Regions from separate parts of the Homo sapiens genome. Here all the other regions are linked to region 1. Evidence: chromatin loops called from intact Hi-C (ENCODE). Cell type or tissue: heart left ventricle. All regions are shown on one strand. Links, peaks and the distances in the headings refer to the core of each region. The heading gives the core; the rest is flanking DNA.

Region 1 (6,788 bases), core at 1,730-6,729:
CAAGGACTACATGCCAAGCCCTGACCTAAGTAAGCATTGGCAATACAACAGAAAATCGCACAAAGGCCTTGCCCTCAGGGAGTTTAACCTGTCAGTGAAACGCTCTGCAACTTATGGTTCAGATTAGGTCAAGCTGTTTATGACTCCAAGTGCCACATTTGAGTAACACGACAAAATGAAGAAAGCATGCGGGGCTCTTTAGTAAAAGGAGATCTATATACTAATAGTAAATCCCATTTATCCACCTACACAAAAATAAGTAAATACAAAGATATACATATATATGAATATTTCACCTGAGAAACTGGTTAAGGTTGGTTTTTGTTTCATTGAAAATGTGAAGTGCAATGGTTTAGAGGTACAAGTTGAGTATCCCTAATCTGAAAATCTGAAAACAATTTAAATGCTCCAAAATTTGAAACTTTTTGAGTGCTGACCTGACAACTCAAAGGAAATGCTCACGGGGGCATTTTGGATTTTCAGACTAGGGCTGCTCAACAGATACGAGGCAAATATTCCAAAATCCAGAAAAGTCTGAAATCTGAAACAGTTCTGGTCCCCAGGCATGTCAGATGAGGGATATTCAACTTGGATCACCTGTTTCCCTCATGACTGACTTTTGCCTTCTGACCATTCTTCAGGTACAGGGGAAAGCTGAACCTGGGCTTGTTCTCCACCATCTCTTAGCTGTAAAGGCAGAAAATTTCCTAAGTGATGCCTGGGACTCTGGGAGCACTTTTGCTCCCTACTCAAACTGAAATCGATTTTCCATCACTGCGTCATTCTGCGTCTGGAAGGGGAGGTTGTGGCCTGCCCTCGGGGAGCCAAATCTCACTGAGGAGACCTGATGGGAACATAGCTGGTGAATACCAACATAGGATTTAAATGAGATGAAGCTAGTGCCTGAAAATGTTATTAATAGGTAACTAATAACGTGTGAGGTAAGTCAGAGGAGGATGAAATGACTACAGAATAAAGTGATCAGGGACTGTGAATCAACTGCTTCCTTAAACACTACTACTAAATTCAGTAAAGGGAGAGAGCAAATCACCAACCAATCACCTATCATGAAGAGAGTTTACCTGCACTTGACCAGCCTCTACTGAATGGGCACTCAGTGGAGACAGAACATGTGGCCCTTAGCATGCTCTCTAGGAACTTTGCAAAGCAATGTACAAATGAGCCCAAATTAATAGAAACGCTATGGCTGCAACTGAATTGTAAAACTCAGGAAGCAAATATAAAGGTTTCCAGAATAATAAACTTTCAATCACGGATAGTTCAGTCTAGTTCCCGTGTCTGCTAAATAAATGGGCTAGTGCACATGGATGAGTGAGAAGCATGAATTTGATTTTCTAGAATTGTTAATGAAGTTTAGTTGAATACTCTTTCAAATCCTGGCCTGCTACAAAGATGACTGACATTGTTCAACTGTCCACGAATCCGCCTCATTTAAGTGACTGCACTTAAACCACAGGACTCATAATGGGGTCTTCCCCCTTGTTGTGTACAATCTGTACTTTCAAAATAGAAGAAATGGGGCAACTTAACACTATACTCAATGTTAAATAGGTTCTCTTATTTTTCCAACTTATATCTGAAAGTTGCAAATTTTTCTTATATAAAGTAATTGTTCCTTATTTTATTTTTTTTCATTTTTTACTTCTTTTTGAGTTAGGGTCTCGCTCTGTCACCCTGGCTGGAGTGCAGTGGTACGATCATGGCTCACTGCAGCCTCTACCTCCTGGGCTCAAGTGATCCTCCCACTTCAGCCTCGCAAGTACCTGGGACTACAGGCACATGCCACCATGCCTAATTTTTTTGATTTTTTTGTAGAGACAGGGTCTCATTATGTTGCCCAGGCTAGTCTTGAACTCCTGGGCTCAAGAGATGCTCCTGCCTTGGCCTTCTAAACTTCTGGGATTATAGGCATGAGCCACCATGCCCGGCCTATTCCTCATTTTAGTTCTCCTATCTACACAAGGTTTTTTAATATTTCTGGTATTGTAACAAGCTGTGGGTTAGAAAGGAAAACATTAGGTAGCTTAGACATTAGATTTCTTTCACTTGAGGATCAAGTCTACTTAGGAATATTTTAGCTTTGTATCTGGTGTTCTAACACTATTAGTAGTAGACTAATACTATTTGGTGTTTGAAATATGAAGAAACAAGATCTTTATATTCCAGTTCTGTTCCCAAGTACCTTTGTTCTGTGTATGAATTCAGTATGAATTAAAATAAAATAGAAAAAGACTCCAGCCTGTTTACCTTGACCTCTTCTAATCTATAATCAGGAGGAATTGTTTCTTCTTTTTCACCAAGCTTTTCACGGTCTTCTTCTTTGGCCTTCTCCTGAGAAAAATTATACCATTTTCATTGTTAGCATGTTTTTTTCTCTCCATAAAATTCATGCCTGAGTGACTAGATTTGAGGTAAACAAATCTATCATTAGGTTAGGAAGTACATATGACCGTATGCTTAGTGCTCCTACAGCAACTTCATCTGGCAGACTCAGGCACCAGCAGAAAGCCTGCTGGGATGCAAGACAGCTGTGAGGAGCAGCAGGCAGCTGCCCCTTCCTTCCCAAGTCCCAGCAATGTCAATGCAGGTGGGCAAAGATGAGACTCAGAGGCCTCCGGTCTGTGCATGTCGACCATCCACTGTGGGGGTTCAACACTGCAGCTTATTCAGGTTTAGCTTATTAAACAGGATATGCACAATAATAGAAAAAGCCAGCTGGTCATGTTTTACAGGAAATATAAAAAACAAAACAAATGACTAACTTATTTGCAGGGGGAGAAGGTGATCAATGATATTTATTTTCCAGAAGCATCTCAGTTGCCATTACCTTGACTTTATCCATCACAGGTTTTCCATCTTCTGGATCTGCTTCCTTTTTCCCCAGGCTATCAGCCAAGGCTTCTACAGCATCATCTGGCACTGTGCCCTTCTGAAAGTGCATTAGTGGATATATTAAGTAGGTGGTTAATCACTCCCTTTAAAACATATGCTATCAATTCAGAAAGGCATATCATTATTTCAGATAAAAGGCACACGCTATCTTTTAATAACTCGAGTTATCAACTGAATTAGAATCTATGTTTAAAAAACAAAACGTTTAACATTCGAGCAAATTTCTTATATTAAACATTGTGTGCAAATTATATGTTGATAATGTGAAACTTACGAGACCTGACCCAGAGTTGGTTTAGAAATAAGAAAGACAATGGACTGAGGTGTATCACAGATAAGTTGCATACCAGGAAAAAAGAAAGACGTGGTCTTTATGGAGATCATTCCATAGACGGCACAGGAAAGATTTTCAGAGAGCCCACAAGAGGCCATTCCTCTCCATTTCCTGTGGGACAGCCTGGCTTGTCTCAGAAGAGGAGGCTCGGAAGCCTGTTTTCTCCACAGGGCTTCTACTGACCAAAGGAGTTTCAGGGCTGGTTCTGATGACTCTGCCTGTGACCAACTAACCTGAATGGCACAGTGAGAACTGTCTACCTGTGGTCCGATTGTTCAAAATGAAATGTACTCCCCCAAATGTAATGAACTCTGGCCATGCTGGTATTTAAAATCACACTGGTGAACACAGAGGACGAATGGTGTCAAGGGAAAATAAAGGGAATCGTCTGTACATTAGTAGGTCATAAGAATCAACTTAATGGTTCATGGCCAGGACTTTTCTTTTTTAATGAAGAGAACAGGACCAGGCACAGTGGCTCACACCTGTAATCCATCACAGCATTTTGGGAGGCCAAGGCAGGAAGATTGTTTGAGCTCAGGAGTTTGAGACCAGCCGGGGCAACACAGTGAGATCCCATCTTTACAAAAAGTTTTTAAAAATTAGCCAGGCATGATGGTGCATGCCTGTAGTCCCATCTCCTCAAGAGGCTGAGGTGGGAGGATTGCTTGACCTCAGGAGGTTGAGGTTGCAGTGAGCCGAGATCATGCCATTGCAGTCCAACCTGGATGACAGAACGAGACTCTGCCTCAAAAAAAAAAAAATGTAAGAGTGTGTGTGTGTGTGTGTGTGTGTGTGTGTATAAAATGCATCATACATAGAAGGGATAAATACTATTCTTTAAACTGTTGCTTCCAGTGTATGGGGATGGGGTTGCAATATCAATGAATTTCCCACTGTTGGTCTTGGTCAAACAAAAATGTAAAAGGCCTTGGGTCAAACAATCTCAGAGTTTAATCTTATTATTAAAATCTCTGACCTCACAATGAGCACCTATTAAAATTTTAGAGTAAAACTGTATTTCTGTTTTATATTTTAGCCATGATTTCAAGTAAGAAAAGCTGTTTTTCTGATAAACTGCACTGCAAAAGGAAAGATCACCAAAGAAAAGTGATTTAGCACCACCTAGTGGCTGAATACTGCATGGGTTTTATTCCCAAGAGCTACCAAAAAAAAAAAAAAAAAAAAAAAAAAAAAAAATCCCTGAGGTTATCCCTGAGGTTTCTAACCTGTTTGGGATTATACCTAAATTAAGTATTAAGTATTAAGAGTTGCAACACTCTAATCAAGGATATCAAGAGTTGCACTGGTACCCAAGTCTTATGCAAGCAATGTGAGTTGCTACATGATTTAAGACACCTGCTCACACTACAATTCTGTTTTCTCATACTCTATGCTACAGAATCTTTGGAAACCACTGCTTCCCCAAACCTGTGCCCTTTGCCAACCTCTTGCTTAAGAAATTACTGAAACAGTTAAAGAAAACCTAGGAGAAGAAGCAGACTTAAGAACAAAGGAATCTGGAAACAGGAGTAAGGACTAAAACTTCTATTTCTGTAGTATTTGATATTATCAAATTCACAACTACAACTCAGGTCTCTGGGTTTCCTTAATAAATTTTCTTTTATACACACAAGAACCACCTAGGGAACGCATTCATCTCCTTCCTCTGGTCTGTCTTCCTTTACTCTCTAATCTTCATGCCTTTCTTGAGTCCTCTGACCTTTATTACACTCTACAGCTATTCTTTCTGGCGTTCGAGGGTGTCACAATCCCAGAAATGCCAACTGCCTCAGTGACAGTAACCTGGGCAACCATGGCCAGAGTTGGTGGGGTTAAGGCCCTGGAAAGGAGGACGGGGAAAGGGAAAACAAGAGCTTTTTGTTTTGTTCTGGTTTGTCTGCTTTCTAACAATCCAATGCTCAGCTCTACAGTCAGGGTAAAGTTGAAAAGGAATTGAGCCCTCTAAAGCCCGGGCAGTCACACTTGGCAGATGAGGCAGGTGGTGCAGGTGCAGGTTTTGGTTACAAGAGTTCTACTGGGGAATGCTGGCTATTGTTGTTTTGACTCCAATCACAGCCTCTTTGCCTGCTTTCTTCACCAGAGTCCTCCTAGAGTCCCTCCTCCTCTCCGGTTCTTTACCACTGTGGCCTAGCACACATGCTGTAAAAAGTACCTGAAGAGTACCCTGAAACCCCAAAAAACTGGGGAGGGCTCATATCCACACTAGTCTTGAAGACAGCTGAGAGCAGGGGCCATATCTTTCATCTCAACTGAGGCTCTGAAATATCAAGTGGATCAAGGTCAACTCAAAGCCTCATTTCCCTTATCTATTACAGGAAGATGATCAGGACAGACTTCATAGTGTCCTTGTGAAAATTTAATGAGAAGACATTGCAAAACATCTAGAGCAATGGCACAGCAGATGATGAAAGGTAGGTGTTCAGAGGGAAGATGTGCTAATTCTGTAGTAATGAAATACAATTGAAATATAATTCCATCAGATGTTATTCCCTGAGTCAAATTCAATCATTAACTAATGGAAAAAAAACACTAAAATCAAAAGGAAACAAAGATTCACCTTCTTAAATATCATACTTCATGTGAAAATTAGAAAGTGAGAGAGAAGCACGAAAAGAAGAAGGAAAGAGAAAGAAATTGAGTCAGTTTCACCTCCTGCAGTGGGAAGAGTGGGGAGGAATCATAATGATTTTACTGCATGTTATTCTACCAGGAAAGTCAGTAAAAAAGTAACTTTGGGCTTTCGGTGGAAATCCATATAGGCTTAAAAGATGCAGAGAAGTGAAAAGGCAGGATTATCCACAATAGCTGAGGAACTAGAATTTCAGAAGAGTAGAGAAAAATACAGTTGGGAGTAATTTAATTAAAAATTTAAATCTTAGTCTGAATTTCTACGACACCCCTGAAGCCCAAAGAAACAACAGATACTATAATGATATCAGATTTTATTTTTAATTTGTCAGGATAAGATAAAATGATGGTAATACACAGCAGAGAGTGACAGGAGGAGGCAGAAAACTTTCTCAAGCCACTGCTCAAATGCCCAGGGAGTCACTCACCAAGGTAGCCGGCTCAGGGGGTGCTGACTGTATACTACACATGGAGGTCCGACACACAGCCTCCGACACAGGAGCTGGAGCAGCGGCCTTAGATTCCTGAGGAAAGACACAAGTACTCTCAATAAGTTTAGAAATATTTGGTTAATAAGACTGAGTAATGGTAGACCAACAAGACACTCCGCTACATTATATGGTGTGAACATGATTCTCTTGAATACCTAAGGATTGCTAAATAGTAAATAAGTCAAAGCATGCTAAAACTCTTCAGCTGCCATTTTTTTCAACTTGGTTTTACTTCTCACCTTAGGCAGGTTACTGAAACTCGTGAAACTGAGTTTCCACATGTGTAAAATGAGAACAATGACAGTATCCACATCTGAAGGGTTGGTAAGAGGCCTATATAAGACAATGCAGGCAAAGTGCTATGCATAGTACCTGGGAACACAGTTAGCTCAATACAT
Region 2 (5,497 bases), core at 1-5,000, 410 kb before region 1:
ATCGCTTGAGCCCAAGAGTTTCAGGCCAGCCTGGGCAACATAGCAAGACCCCTGTCTACAAAAAATTTAAAAGTTAGCCAGGTGTAGTGGTATACACCTGTATTCCCAGCTACTCAGGAGACTGAGGCAGAAAGATCACTCAAGCCCAGGAGGTTGCAGCCACCGTGAACTGTGTTCCTGCCACTGCACTCCAACCTGGGCAACACAGCAAGACCCTGTCTCAAAAAAAAAAAGAAGACCCTTGTTCCTGGCTTTGCAGAGTTTTGCAGCTATCTTCTTTTTTAGGAGAAAAGTTGAATGATACAAGGTTATATACAGTTATTAAATAACAGACTGTAGTGCTTCAGAGAAAGAAAAGGTCATTGTGAACTGAGTATTTCACATTTCTTATTCATCTTGTAAGTCATGTGACTTGCACAGTGTATCTTAACTGATAAGTAACTTGAATTTATGATCAAAAGACATATGAAGACTTTTCCATGGGTGATTGCTACCATCAGGTCAATTCTACAGCTGAAACTGTGAAGGCATTCTTGGATATATTCAGCAATACTGAATGCTTTCAAAAATAATTTTCTATACAAAATCTACTCTAAAAGCCTACTTTTAACCTAAAAAGCAGAGGAACAAGCAGTTTCATCTTGTTTTTTCCATCAGTTTTCATGATGGACACTAGGTGGCACTATGGTAATTTTTTAAAAATTCTGCCTATACACTATATTTTTTGCTATATAATCTGTATTTCTGTTTGGAATTTAATTTCTCCTATATAACAGTTTCTATATAGTACTGTCAGTGTTTGGAATCTTAAAATTCATGGTGTCAATATATAAATAGAACAGATATTAGCAGTGTACTTTTTGAAATGGTTCATTATCAGTAATACTAATTTATGAAATCTTTCCAGGAACTGGTGAAACAGAAGGTGAAACGTCAGTTGACAAAACAGCAAAAATCAGCTGTCAGACGTCGATTGCAGAAAGGAGAAGCAAATATATTTACCAAGCAACGTAGGGAAAACATGCAAAATATCAAATCAAGTTTGGAAGCAGCCAGCTTTTGGGGAGAATAATATATTTAGGATCTTGGATATGTTTAATATATTTTTTAAAGTTACTGTAATTCCTTTTTGAGCCCTCATTTGTCTTTTTTGAGCCAAGGCTATCATATATTAATAAATAAACCCTCTTTCATCTATAAATTTGGTCATTCAGTATGTGTCTTGCAAAGAATAATTACCTGCCAAAGCAGTCCATTTTTTTCAAAGTAATTTGGGTAACTACAGTTACGTAACTTTATTAGAGACATTTGCATATTTTTAAAAATCTAAATAACATTTTTGTTGTTTTCTGTTTGTTGAGGATGATATGCTACAATGCACATAAAGCAATTAGAACAATGTTTAGCACATTCTTAAGCATTCAATAAAACATGGCTATTAGAATCATAATGATTCTGAAATTCTGCTGACAATTTGGTTGCATTTTATTTGGCAACTGGAGGACTTCACTGTCTTATTTTTCTTTAGAAGTAAAGATAAGCCTTTGGAAGTAAAGATAAGCCAGTGATGCACAATTTGCTTAATTAATTGATTAATAATCTGTTTTGTGCCACTTACATTGGTAATGTGGTCATGAGAATGGAAACTTACTTGAGATAGTCTACCACAATTTTTACAGTTGGCAGCTTGTAAGCAGGCCTGAGTAGCAGAAGAGTTAGGGGTTGGGGAAGGTGGAGTAGAATGAGGAATGAAATGTTCTTTCTCATATGCTTATTATATAAGTGGGTCCGGAACATGTTCTCACCTCAAGGTTAACAAATACCTAATGCAGGAAAGAAAATACATAGCCATGGTCCCTTCCTCAAGGACTTTATAATTCAGTGAGATGTAAAGATGAGTGCTTAAGTGTATGCACCTGATTATTGTCTCTTCATTGCCGCATAAGTCGGAAAAGGGGATCACTTGCAGCGAAAAATGGCCACTAGATGGCAATATCACCCCATAGTCACCAAACAGGATTACTTGCATCCCTAATTATGTTCTACCAGAGGGAATATAGTACAGACTTTTCCAAGATTGATAAAGACAGCAGATTCCCTTTCACCTTTGCCAAATTAACTCTACTAGCTATTTGCAAGACCTGTAATTATCTAATAAATTGGCTTAAATATATAGAAGCTAGAAAATGCCAATTCCTCTTCCCTCAAAAGTTACCTGACATTCAAATATTTAAATACCCTTGCTTTGCATTTTAGATATATCTTTGAATTCAGGTATTCATTTTGTATAATCTCTCAACTTTTAAGCATTTTTATAATGTAAAGTTGAAAACAGCTTAATAGAACCACAGAATGTTTATTTTGGAGTCATTTTCTTATATTCAGAGCTATGAAAGCAAATTGGGAATAAAGCCTTATCCTGCTCAGCTTTACCTAGTTGACTCAGTTGACTTTTGAGTATCTACTACATAAAAAGCCCATTACTATTAAGAAACTCAAGACAAACATGATTTTTACCTTTAATAGCCTAAGATTTCTTGTGGGCCAAGGAATTAATTATTCCAATCAGAAATGGAGGCCTTACCTCATTTGGGCAAAGATTAGTGCTAGTTATTGAAGATTTACTAATAAATGATCTGTTAAGGAATTTAGTTTTTTTTGGATATGTTGTTTTGGTTGTTGAAAACTAAGGTATAATTATAATAGTTATTTTTTGAAGATATGTTTGGCTAGCCATCAATTAGAAGTTAGAGAGTTTGTCCTAACAGATAAGCTATAACCCTCACATTTTAAAACATGCATAGTGAACAATGAACAAAAACAAATTCAAAATTTTACTAATGTAAAGCTGTATATTGTGATTGTTAAAACACTTTTTTTTGCCTAGGAGTTCCAGATTTAAATCCTGGTTCTACACTTCCCAAACCTCAGGTACCTTCTGTGGCCTCTCTAACCTCAATTTTTTTACTTGTAAAATGGGGACATTTAATAGTATACCTCAGTGTCGTGAAGACTAAATGAAGTACCACTTGTAAAGAGTTTATTACAGTGCCTGACATATACTGTATGGTTAGTACTGCTAAAATGACTTCTTAAGGTTACCAAAAGGAAAATTCCACAAGCTGACCACCTTTCCTATTGTGATGGTCACTGGTATTTCAGCTATGATCCTTTGTTGTGTATTTATCCAGACTGAAAGATGTTTTTCTAGTAACCATCTTGCATCGTCTTAGTCTCCCCATTAAATAAACTTTTCCTACAAACTATGCGGTTTATATTTGTGCTAACTTTGTGGTATTGATAGCCATTGGTCTGTTCTTTGGCACATAGCTGGCTATCTTTGAGGTTTCTCCAAAACCATAGATGTTTAATGGATACTAATCAGAGTTAGTGCAGCTCGAGATAATCATTCTTTTAGCCAACTGCTTAGTAAATTTTCTGACAAAATACATAGCTGTCTAATTAAAAAACTCTGCCTGATGCTGCCTTCCAGGTTGCTACTTACAAAGGATAGAGGGATGAGTTATGTTAGGTTCTCAGAGCACTTTCTGAAGTGTAGGTTTATTTCACTGTCACAGATTCAGCACTCTGGGTGGGCTACAGTTCGCCATGCCCAGTCTTCTTTATCCCTCCTTAGAACATCTCCCTAGAGAGCATCAGGCCATATCTTAATTCGCCCTTGCTTTAGTTTATGAAGTACTGGAGCCATCTTATGCACCTGTGTAAGGAGGCTGGAGATTAAAGTTCAGAAAAGCCATGGGTTACACAGTTGTGTAATAACCAGGAGTATGGGGATAACTCCAAAGCTACAATACTTTTATAGAGAACTGTGTCATTCACAAAACCTATGTTGTTAGATTTTAAAGACTGCAAGTTTTTCTTTTACCTTAATATTGTAAATAATGACATTAAAAATATTAACATTTTGCAGTAGAGGCCGAACAAGATGACCAAATAGAAACCTCCACCAATCATTCTCCCCACAAAAACACCAAATTGAACAACAATCCGTATAAAAAAGCACTTTCATAAGAACCAAAAATCAGATGAGAGATCACAGTACCTAGTTTTAACTTACCACTGAAAGAGGCACTGAAGAGGGTAGGAAAAACAGTCTTGAATTGCTGATGCCACCACTCCCCCATCCCTTGGCAGCGGCCACATGGTGTGGCAAGAGAATGTGCACTTGGGGGATGAAGAGTGCAGTGACTGTGGGACTTTGCATTAAAACTCAGTGCTGCCCTGTCACAGCAGAAAGCAACACCAGACAGAACTCAGTGCCCATGGAGGGAGCATTTAGACCAGCCCCAGCCAGAGGGGAATTGCCTGTCTCAGTGGTCAACACCTGAATTTTGGCAAGACTTGCCACCACAGGCCGAAGTGCTCTGGGTCCTAAATAAGCTTGAAAGGCAGTCTAGGCCACAAGGACTGCAATTTCTGGACAACAAGTTGGGCTGGGCGTGGAATCAGTGGACTTGGAAGACACATGACTTAGTGAGAAACCAACCAGGCTGGCCAAAGGAGTACTTCAGCCACCTCACCCAGTTCCACACAGCACAGCTTGCAGCTCCAGGACAGACTACTTCCTTTTGAGGAGAGGAGAGGAAAGTAGAGAGGCCTTTGTCTGGCAGCTTGGATACCAGCTCAACCATAGTGCACAGGGCAACAGGCAGAGTCTTGAGGCCCCCACTTCAGGCCCTACCTCCTGGACAACATTTCTAGACACACCCTGAGCCAGAAGGGAACCCACTGCCTTAAAAGGAAGGACCCAGTCCAGGCAGGATTCATCACCTGCTGACTAAAGAGCTTTTGGGCCCTGAGTAGTGAGCAGTGATAGCCAGGCAGTACTCACCATAGGCCTTGGGTGCAACTCAGAGATGTGCTGGCTTCAGGTGTGACCCTGCATATTCCCAGCTGTGGTGCCTACAGACAGAGACTCTTGCTTGAAAAAAAAAAAAAAAAAAAAAGGAGAGGGAAGAATAAAGGGGACTTTGCCTTGCACTGTAAGTACCAGCTTGGCCACAGTGGAGTAGAGGACCAAGCGGGCTTTTGAGGTCCCTGATTCCAGGCCTTGGCTCTTGGACAGCATTTATGGACCTTTTCTGGGCCAGAGGGGATCCCACTGCCCTGAAGGAAGAGTCCCAGGACTGCCAGCACTCAACACAAGCTGACTGAAGAACACTTGGGCCTTGAGTGAACACTGGTAGTAGCCAGGTGGTACTCACCATGGGCCTCGGGTGGTGGTGACCATGGAGAGAGACTCCTTTGCTTGTGGAAAAGGGAGGGAAGAGTTGGAAGAGCTTTGTCTGTGGCTTGGGTGCCAGCTCAGCCACAGTAGAATAGAGCACCAGGTAGATTACTAAGGTTTCCAACTCCAGGCCCTGGTTCCCAGATGGTATCTGTGGGCCTGCCTGGGGCCAAAAGGAATTCTGCTACCCTGAATGGAAGGCAACTGATTGTAGGGTCCTAGGGCCTTGAGTGAACGTAGGCAGTAGCC
Region 3 (5,497 bases), core at 1-5,000, 400 kb before region 1:
TTATTGGCCTTAAAGAGGAAATAGAGAGGGAGATGGGGTAGAAAGTTTATTCAAAGGGATAATAACAGAGAACTTTCCATACCTAAAGAAAGATGTCAATATTCAAGTACAAGAAAATTATAGAACACCAAGCAGATTTAACCCAAATAAGATTACCTCACGACATTTAATAATCAGACTCTCAAAGGTCAAGGATAAAGAGAATCCTAAAAGCAGCAAGAGAAACAAATAATTTAAAATGCAGCCCTAATACATCTGGCAGCAGACTTCTCTGTGGATACCTTACAGGCCAGGAGAGAGTGGCATAACATATTTAAAGCGCTGAAGAAAAAAAAAAAACTTTTATCCTAGAATACTATATCCAGCAAAAATATCATTCAAATATGAAGGACAAATAAAGACTTTCCCAGACAAACAAAAGCTGAGGGATTTCATAAACATCAGACCTGTTCTACAAGAAATGCTAACAGGAGTTCTATCTGAGAGAAAAGAGCATTAATGAGCAATAAGAAATCTGAAGGTACAAAACTTACTGGTAATAGTAAGTACACAGGCAAACAAAATATTATAACACAGTAATTGTGCTGCCCATATCTTGCAGAGAAAGAATAAGAGCTGAACCAATAAAAAATAATAACTACAACCAGTTTTCAAGACATACACAGTACAATAAGATATAAATAGAAAGAATAAAAAGTTTAAAAGTAGGGGGACAAAGTTAAAGTGTAGAGTTTTTATCAGTTTGTCTTTTTTGCTTGTTTGTTGGTTTATGCAGTTAGTGTTGTCATTGGTTTAAAATAATGGGTTATAAGATATTATTTGCAAGCCTCATGGTAACATCAAATAAAAAAAGGTACAACAGATACACAAAAAATAAAAAGCAAGAAATTGATACATACTGCCAGAGAAAATCACCTTCACTGAAAGGAAGATGAAAAGGAAGAAAAGAGGAGAGGACCACAAAACAACCAGAAAACAAATAACAAAATGGCAGGTTAAGTCCTTAGTTATCAATAATAACATTGAATGTAAATGGATTTCACTCTCCAATCAAAAGACATAGAATGGTTGAGTGGATTTAAAAAAAAAAAAAAAAAACAAATGATCTGTTGCCTACCAGAAACACACTTCATCTACAAAGATACAGATAGACTGAAAATATAGGGATGGAAAAAGATATCCCATGCAAATGGAAACCAAAAAAGAGCAAGAGTAGCTATATTTCAGACGAAATAGATTTTAATATAAAAACTATAAAAGGCAGTCACGGGTCACAATATGATAAAAGAGTCAATTCAGCAAGAGGATGTAACAATTTTAAGTGTATATACACCCAACACTGAAGTACCCAGATATATAAAGCAAATGTTATTAGAGCTGAAGATAGATAGAACCCAATACAATACTATCTGTAGACTTCAACACTCCACTTTCAGCATTGGACAGATTTTCCAGATAGAAAATCAACAAAGAAGTATCAGACTTACTTTGCACTATAGACCAATTTCATCCAACAGCTGCGGAATGAATACACATTATTTTCCTCAGCACATGAGTCATTCTCAAGGATAAATCATGTGTTAGGCCACCAAACAAGTCTTTAAAACATTCAAAAAATGAAATTATATCATGTATCTTCTCTGATCATAATGGAATAAAATCAGAAATCAATAACGAGGAATTTTGAAAACTATACAAACACATAGAAATTAAACAATATGTTCCTGAATAACCAGTGGGTCAATGAAGAAGTTAAGAAGGAAATATTAAAATGTCTTAAAACAAATGATAACAGAAACACAACATACCAAAACCTATGCAATACAGCAAAAGAAGTACTAAGAGAAAATTTTATAGCTATAGGCACCTATATGAAAAAGTAGAAAAAACTTTAAACAACCTAACAATGCATCTTAAAGAACTAGAAAAGCAAAAGCAATGCAAACCCAAATTAGTAGAAGAAAAGAAATAATAAAGATCAGAGCAGAAATAAATGAAATTGAAATGAAGAAAACGATACAAAAGATCAATGGAACAAAAAGTTGATTTTTTGAAAAGATAAAAGTGACACAGCTTTAGTCTGAATTTTAAGAAAAAAGAGAGAAGAGCAAAGTAAGTAAAATCAGAAATGAAAAGGGAGACATTACAATTGACACCACAGAAAGTCAAAGGATCATTAGAGACCACTATGAACAACAGTATGCAAATAAATTGAAAAATCTAGGAGAAATGGACACATTCCTAGACACAACCTCCCAGGATTGAACTATGAAGAAATCCAAATCCTGAATTAACCAATAACAAGTAACATGATTGAAGCCATAATAAAAAGTCTCCCAGCAAAGAAAAGCTGAGGAACCCATGGCTTCACTGCTGAATGTTACCAAACATTTAAAGAAGTACTAACACAAATCCTACACAAATTATTCTGAAAAATGTAGAAGGAAATACTTCCAAACTCATTCTGCAAGGCCAGCATTACCCTGATACCAAAACCAGAAAAAAACACATCAAAAAAAGAAAACTAGAGGCCAATAGCCCTGATGAACATTGATACAAAAATCCTCAAGGAAATACTAACAAATCAAATTCAACAACACGTTAAAAAGATAATTTATAATGACCAAGTGGGATTTACCCCACGGATGCAATGATGTTTAAACATACACAAACCAATCGTGATACATCATATCAACAGAATGAAGGACAAAAACCATGTGATCATTTCAATTGATGCTGAAAAAATAAAGTGGATGAAATTCAATATCCCTTCATGATAAAAAAAAAACTCTCAAAAAACTGGATACAGAAGGAACATACCTCAACATAATGAAAGCCATATATGACAGACCCACAACTAGTATCATCCTGAATGAGGAAAAACTGAAAGACTTTCCTCTAAGATTCGGAAGACAACAAAGATGTCCACTTTCACCACTGTTATTCAACATGGTTCTGGAAGTCCTAGCTTGAGCAATCAGAAAAAAGAAGGAAATAAATGGCATCCAAATTTGAAAGGAAAAAGTCAAATTATCCTTGTTTACAGACAATAAGATCTTATATTTGGAAAAACCTAAAGACTCCACCAAAAAACAAACTCTTAGAACTGATTTTAAAAATTCAGTAGTCGCAGGATACAAAGTCAACATACAAAATGTAGTAGCATTTCTATATGCCAACATCAAACAATCTGAAAAATAAATCAAGGAAGTAATCTCATTTACAATAGCTATAAATAAGTTAAAATACCTAGGAATTAACTTAGCCAAAGAAGTGAAAGAACTCTATAATGAAAACTATAAAATATTGATGAAAGAAATTGAAGAGGACACCAAACAACTGGAAAGAGAGCCCATGTTCATGGACTAGAAAAATCAATATTGTTAAAATGTCCATACTACCCAAAGCAAGCTAGGGATTCAATGTAATCCTTATCAAAATACCAATGACATTGTTCACAGAAATAGAAAAAACAATTCTAAAATGTATATAGAAACAAAAATGCCCAGAATAGCCAAAGCTATCCTGAGCAAAAAGAACAAAACTAGAGTAATCACATTATCTGACTTCATATTGCTGAAAAAATTAAGTGGATAAAATTCAATATCCCTTCATGATTAAAAAAAAAACTCTCAAAAAACTGCATACAGAAGGAACATACCTCAACATAATAAAAACCATATATGACAGACCCACCAACTAGTAGAGCTACAGTAACCAAAACAGCATGGTACTGGCATAAAAACAGACATATACACCAATGGAACAGACTAGAGAACCCAGAAACAAATCTGTACATCTATAGTGAACTCATTTTCAACAAAGGTGCAAAGAGTATACATTGGGGAAAGAACAGTGTCTTCAATAACGCTGGGAAAACTGGATCTCCATATGCAGAAGAAAAAAACTAGACCCCTGCCTCTTACCATGTACAAAAATCAAATCAAAATGAATTAAAGACTTAAGTCGAGGACCTCAAACTATGAAATTACTACAAGAAAACATTGGGAAAACTCTTTAGGTCATTGAAATAGGCAAAGATTTCTTGAGTAATACCCCAGAAGCACAGGCAACCAAAGTAAAAATAGACAGATGAGATCACATCAAATTTAAAAGCCTCTGCACAGCAAAGGAAACGATCAACAAAACGAAGAGACAACCCACAGAATTGTAGAAAATATTTGAAAACTATCCAACTGACAAGGGATTAATAACCAGAATAAATAAGGTGCTCCAATAACTCAATAGGAAAAAAAATTTAGTAATCTGATTTAAAAATGGGCAAAAGATCTGAATAGACATTACTCAAAAGAAGACATACAAATGACAAACAGTTGTATGAAAAGGTGCTCAACATCATGGATTATCAGAGAAATGTAAATCAAAACTACAATGAGATATCTTCTCACTCCAGTTAAAATGGCCTTTATCCAAAAGACAGGCAAGAACAAACACTGGGCTGGGCACAGTGGCTCATGCCTATAATCCCAGCACTTTGAGAAGCCGAGGCAGAAAGATTTCTCAAGCCCAGGCATTCAAGACCAGCCTAGGCAACATGGCAAAACCTTGTCTACAAAAAAAAAAAAAAAAAATTAGCCAGGCATGGTGGTGCATGCCTGTGGTCCTAGCTACTGGGGAGACTGAGGTGGGAGGGTCACCTGAACCTGGGAGTTCCAGGCTGCAGTGAGCTGTGATCATGTCACTGCACTCCAGCCTCTCCAACCTGGGTGATAGAGTGATAGAGTGAGACCCTGTCTCAAATTAAAAAAAAAAAAATGCTGGCAAGGATATGGAGAAAATGGAACCCTCATACAATGTTGGTGGGAATGTAAACTAATACAACCACTATTGGAGAACAGTTTGGAGGTTCCTCAAAATCTAAAAATAGAGTTACCATATTATCCAGCAATCCCACTGCTAAGGATATACCCAAAAGAAATAAATTCGTATATTGAAAAGATATTCGCACTCCCATGTTTGTTGCAGCACTGTTCATAATAGCTAAGATTTTGAAGCAACCTAAGTGTCCATCAACAGATGAAGGGATAAAGAAAATGTGGTACATATACACAATGGAGTGCTATTCAGCCATAAAAAAGAATGAGATCCTGTCATTTGCAAAAACATGGATGGAAGTGGGGGTCATTATGTTGAGTGAAATAAGCCAGGTACAGAAAGACAAACTTCACATGTTCTCACCCATTTGTAGGAGCTAAAAATTAAAACAATTGAACTCAAGGAGGTAAGAGAAGAACAATGGTTACTAGAGGCTGAGAGGTAGGGTTGGGAGAAAAATGGGGATGGTTAATGGGTACCAAAGAATACTTAGAATGATTTAGACCTAGTGTTTGATAGCACAACAGGTTGACGACAGTCAATAATAATTTATTATACATTTAAAAATAACTAAACAACTATAATTGGATCATTTGTAGCACAAAGAAAGGGTAAATGCTTGAGCTGATGAATTCCTCATTTACCCTGATGTGATTCTTAT

Evidence for each region. Hi-C counts contacts between places; a loop is a spot of excess contacts. Peaks named below come from ENCODE experiments on the same cell type or tissue, not always from the same donor. Only the 100,000 strongest peaks of a DNase experiment are listed, where the experiment ranks them.
Region 2: a loop joins it to region 1, with 23 times the contacts of the local background. A loop is called at or near these places in 81 of 110 quality-filtered maps.
Region 3: it touches region 1 in a loop (4-fold over the local background); 80 of 110 quality-filtered maps call a loop at or near these places.

The regions. Positions count from the first base shown.
Region 1 is chr5:96,750,222-96,757,009 of GRCh38, reverse strand. CAST (calpastatin) reads right to left here. Exons shown (of 32, transcript NM_001750.7): 20 at 6,328-6,423; 21 at 2,849-2,950; 22 at 2,269-2,352. Among named protein-coding and RNA genes, the nearest start is that of ERAP1, 54 kb to the left of the region's middle. In heart left ventricle, for the core only: a CTCF peak has its summit at 4,372 (motif pointing left); no DNase peak of the experiment used is centred there; H3K27ac peaks cover 800 bases.
Region 2 is chr5:97,158,636-97,164,132 of GRCh38, reverse strand. It overlaps RIOK2 (RIO kinase 2), which reads left to right. Exons shown (of 10, transcript NM_018343.3): 10 at 908-3,266. The coding sequence ends at 1,072. Among named protein-coding and RNA genes, the nearest start is that of LIX1, 19 kb to the right of the region's middle. In heart left ventricle, for the core only: CTCF peaks have their summits at 666 (motif pointing right), 1,769 and 1,971 (motif pointing right); no DNase peak of the experiment used is centred there.
Region 3 is chr5:97,152,249-97,157,745 of GRCh38, reverse strand. No RefSeq gene overlaps it. Among named protein-coding and RNA genes, the nearest start is that of LIX1, 12 kb to the right of the region's middle. In heart left ventricle, for the core only: no CTCF peak of the experiment used is centred there; no DNase peak of the experiment used is centred there.